Regions from separate parts of the Homo sapiens genome. Here region 1 is linked to region 2. Evidence: chromatin loops called from intact Hi-C (ENCODE). Cell type or tissue: OCI-LY7. All regions are shown on one strand.

Evidence for each region. A loop is a pair of places that touch in the nucleus more often than their neighbours do. Peaks named below come from ENCODE experiments on the same cell type or tissue, not always from the same donor. Only the 100,000 strongest peaks of a DNase experiment are listed, where the experiment ranks them.
Region 1: it touches region 2 in a loop (2.0-fold over the local background); 15 of 110 quality-filtered maps call a loop at or near these places.

The regions. Positions count from the first base shown.
Region 1 is chr7:127,333,684-127,336,183 of GRCh38, reverse strand. No RefSeq gene overlaps it. Among named protein-coding and RNA genes, the nearest start is that of ZNF800, 58 kb to the left of the region's middle. In OCI-LY7, no CTCF peak of the experiment used is centred here; no DNase peak of the experiment used is centred here.
Region 2 is chr7:127,446,312-127,448,811 of GRCh38, reverse strand. No RefSeq gene overlaps it. Among named protein-coding and RNA genes, the nearest start is that of LINC03012, 29 kb to the left of the region's middle. In OCI-LY7, CTCF peaks have their summits at 1,074 and 1,276 (motif pointing left); a DNase peak (open chromatin) is centred at 1,271.

The DNA of each region.
Region 1 (2,500 bases), 110 kb after region 2:
AGTTGGGATTATAGGCGTGTGCCACCACACCTGGCTAATTTTTGTATTTTTAGTAGAGACAGGGTTTCATCATGTTTGTCCAGGCTGGTCTTGAACTCCTGACCTCAGGTGATCCACCTGCCTCGGCCTCCCAAAGTGCTTTGACCTCCAGAACTCTAAGGTGACAAAAATGTGACTCCAGCCTGGGTGACAGAGCAAGACCTGCTCTCAAAAAAATATAGATAATAAACCCACTAAAATTGTGGTAATTTGTTATAGCAGTAGTGGGAAACTAATAGAAGCAAGACTATGACCAAAGTTCACTATAGCCTCAAATTTGAAGGAACGCGTAATAACTAATCTGAGTGGTCCTTTAAAGTCCCTCTACTTTGACTTGTCATAGGTCAGATTTCAGTTTCATTTTTAAACTGCATGGTGCTTAGAACCTTGGCATAACTCTCTCTTAAGCAGCTTCATAGCTCTTTGTGGAAAAAGAAATAAAGCCTCAAGCTTAACTGCCAGTCCTTAATGAGCAGTTTACCAATGTTGAACTGAATGAAAAAGCTTTCCAAAATTACAAGACTTAAATCTGCAGTTTTACTTCTATGTCTTTTTTTAATGATACAGAATACCTGTGCATATTTTGGGGACACGTGATATTTGCATACATGCATAAAAGTGATGATCAAATCAGGGTAATTGGAATATCGATCACCTCAAGCATTTATCTTTTCTTTTTGTGGGGAGGATTTTAGTCCTTGTCTTCTAGCTAGTTTGAACTATGCAATATGTTATTATTAACTATGGTCACCTTACTGGATTATCAAATACTAGACATTACTCCTTCTAATTGTATTTTATACCCGTTAACCAACCTCACTTCATTCCCCCACCCCCTATTCCTTCCCCAGCCTCTGGTAACCACCAGTCAACTCTCTCTCTCCATGAGATCTACTTTTTTAGCTCCCACTTATGCGTGAGAACATGCAATATTAGTCTTTCTGTCCCTGGATTATTTAACTTAACATAATAACCTCCAGTTCCATCCATATTGCTGCAAATGACAGGATTTCATTCTTTTTATGGCCAAATAATATTCCATTGTGTGTATATAGCACGTTTTCTTTATCCATTCATCTGTTGTTGGACACTTAGGTTGATTATCTTGGCTATTGCGAATATCGCTGTGATAAACATGAGACTGCAGATATCTCTTCAATATTTTGACTTCCTTTCTTTTGGATATATACTCAGCAGTGAGACTGCTGGATGATATGGCGGTTCTATTTTTAGTATTTTGAGAAACTTCCATACTCTTTTCTATAGTGGCTGTACTAATTTACATTCCCACCAACAGTGTGTGAGCCTTCCTCTTTCTCTGCATCTTCACAAGCATCTGTTACTTTTTGTCTTTTTGATAAGCCCTTTTAACTTGAGTGAGATGATATTTCATTGTGGTTTTAATTTGCATTTCTCTGGTGATTAGTGGTGTGGAGCACTTTTTCATATATCTGTTGGCTATTTGTATGTCTTCTTTTAAGAAATGTTTATTCAGACCTTTTGCCCATTTAAATTAAATTAAGTAATTTTTTTGAGACAGAGTCTCATTCTGTCACCAGGCTGTAGTGCAGTGGCATGATCTTGGCTCACTGCAACCTCCACCTCCCGAGTTCAAGGAATTCTCGTGCCTCAGCCTCTTGAGTAGCTGGGATTACAGGCATGCACCACCACGCCTGGCTAACTTTTTCATATTTTTAGTAGAGATGGAGTTTTGCCATGTTGGCCAGGCTGGTCTGGAACTTCTGCCTTTTGCCCATTTTTAAATCAGATTATTTGTTTTTTAGTGACTTGTTATTGTTTGTTATATATTCTGGCTATTAGTCTCTTTTCTGATGAAATATTTTCTCTCTGTAGATTGTGTCTTCATTTTGCTGATTGTTTCCTCTGCTGTGTAGAAGTTTTTTAGATTGACACAATCCCATTTGTCTATTTTAGCTTTTGTTGCCTATGCCTTTAAGATATTATCCAAAAAGTCTTTGTCCTGATCAGTTTCCTGAAACATTTCCCTTATATTGCTTTCCAGTAGTTTCTTAGTTTCAGATTTTAGATTTAAGTCTTTAATCCATTTTGATTTGATTTTTTTTGTGTGCAGTGAGAGATAAGGGCCTAGCTTCATTCTTCTGCATATGGTTATTATGTTCTCCCAACACCATTTACTAAAGAGACTATCCTTTCTTCAGCACGTGTTCTTGCCACTTTTGTGGAAAATGAGTTGGCTGTAAATGTGTGGATTTATTTTTGGGTTGTCTTTCTGTTCCATTGGTCTATGTGTCTGTTTTTATGCCAGTATCATGCTTTTGTGTTTACTATGGCTTTATAGTATATTTTGAAGTCAGGTAGTGTGATACCTTCAGCTTTATTCTTGTTGCTCAGGATTGCTTTGGCTATTCAGGGTCTTTTGTGGTTTCATATGAATTTTAGGACTGTTTTTCTCTATTTCTGTGAAGGATGTCATTGGTAT
Region 2 (2,500 bases):
AGGTTTTTTATTACTGATTCAATTATGGAACTCAATATTTGTCTATTCAGCATTTCAGTTTCTTCCTGATTCAGTCTTGGGAGATTGTATGTTTTCAGGAATTTACCCATTTCCCCTAGATTTTCTAGTTTGTGTTCATAGAGGTGTTCATAATAGCCTCTGAGGATCTTTTGTATTTCTGTGGGATTGGTTGTAATACCACCTTTGTCATTTCTGATTGTGTTTATTTGGACATTCGCTCTTTTTTCTTTGTTAATCTAGTTAGTGATCTATTGATCTTGTTTATCCTTTCACAGAACAAACTTTTGGTTTTGTTGATTCTTTGTATGGATCTTTGGGTCTCAACTTCATTCAGTTCTACTCTAATTTTAGTTATTTCTATTTTTCTTTTTCTTTCTTTCCTTTTTTTTTGAGACAGAATGCTTTGTTGCTCAGTCTGGAATGCAGTGGCACATATTTCCTTAAATATGTTTTCCAGGTTGTTTACTTTTTTTCCTTCTCTCTCAGGAATGCCAATAGTTGATAGGCTTGGGTGCTTTACATAATCCCATATTTCTCAAAGACTTTGTTCATTTTTTAAAATTCTTTTTTATTTTTGTCTGCCTGGGTTCATTCAAAGGACCAATCTTCAAGCTCTGAAATTTTTTCCCCTGCTTGATCCAGTGTATTGGTAAAGCTTTCAATTGTATTTTGAAATTTCTTAAGTGTGTATTTCATTTCCAGAAGCTCTGATTGATTTCTTTTTAAGATGTTTATCTCTTTCTTCATTGTTTGGATTCCTTTAGAAGTTTCTTTGGGTTGATTTTCAACTGTGTCTTGGATCTCATTAAGCTTCTTTGTAATCCATACTTTGATTTCTCTGTCATTTCTGAGTTTCCATTTTGATTAAAGACAGTTGCTGGAGAGCTAGTGTGACCCTTTGGTGGTGTCACTACAATCAGATTTTTCATGGTGCAAGAATTCTTGTGCTGGTTCCTTCTCATCTGGAGATACTGTCACATCTAATTTTTGTAATTATTTCCATGTGAGTAGGGTTTTTTTCTTTTATTTCTTCCCCTATAATAATATTATTATTTTTTCTTTCATTTCCCTTCCCTCCACCCCAGGAGTGTGACTGTAGAGAATGTTGGGTAGGGTCTTTTGGCTTTGCTTCTATAGCCCTATGCACTTCTTTCAGCAGGTTTTATATTGGGCAGTGCAGTTTGACCTACAGGCCAGTAGATGGCAGTTATAAGTAACAGCTGCTATGGCCAGTGTGGCTGGGTATATATTTGATCCTTGTTTACTAGCAGAAGCTCTCTGTTGCCCTCTGTTGCCCGGGATGAGCAGTGGTCTGAGCTGCTTGCTCAGCCCTGGAGAGGCAGGGTCCATGAAGGGTGGGGCTGGACTCAGCAGGTCCACCTATAGATCTCCTGATGACAGGCACAAGCACCAACACCATGGGGGAATCCAGTAGGCAGCCACCAAGCACCAAGAGGTGTGCCTAGGCATGGAGCAGGGAAACCTCTTCAGTCCCAAGTTCTCTGCGTGGGGATGGGGGGAGTTTAAATTCCTAATCCAGGAGAGTGAGTGTTCCAGATGCCTGAAGATCTGCCTGGATATGGAGTAGAAAGGGTCCCCCCTGCACCAAGGTTTCTGCACAGGAGGGCTGGGGTGACTCAGGCTGCTGAACCAGGCAAGCAGGTGCTCTGAATGCCTGGAGACCTGCTCGGGCATGGAGTGGACAGTCACTCACTCTACCACTATCTATGTCCCGGAAGGGTGTGTGTGTGGCTCAGGCTGCTGAACCAGATGAGCAGGTGCTCTGAATGCCATAGATCTGCCTTGGCATGAAGCAGAGACAGCAGAGAGGCCCCCCTGAACTAGGATCTCTGCACTGGAACAGTGGGGCAGGTCAGGCTGCTCATCCATATGAGCAGGATCCAAATGCCTAGAGATCTGTCTGGGTGTGGAGTGGAGAAAGCTCTGCTGCACCATGATCTATGCCTGAGAAGCATGAGGTGGCTCAGGCTGCTGAACCAGGTGAATGGGTGCTCTGAATGGTAGGAAATCTGCCTTGGGGTGGAGCAGAGACGGCCCCACTGCACCACAGTCTTAGGGGAGCAGTCTAGTATACCCAGCAAGGCACATGAAGATCAGTTCGAGGTCATCAAGCTGGCCCTGGCTGCAAGACTGGTTGCTGAGGAGAAACTGCAGATGTAGCTGCTCTCCTCTGGTTCCAGGCTTGCAATATGGGAGAGCACAATTGCAGCACCTATTGCTGAGGTGTTTTTCACAGTTCTGGCTGTGGAGGCCCCTACCTTTCTCCAGAGCAGGCATTCCAATCTCTGGCTTGAGACTAAAATGCCTGCACAGTTACGCTGCTGAATTGCCTAAGAATGGTTGCCTTTGTATGCGCCTGGATTAAAAATGGCATCCTACTCTTGGTCCTAGGTCTGAGAAAATGTCTGCAGCTTTGCCCACTGTCTTTCCCTCACAGAGTCTCCAAGTCTCTCCCCAA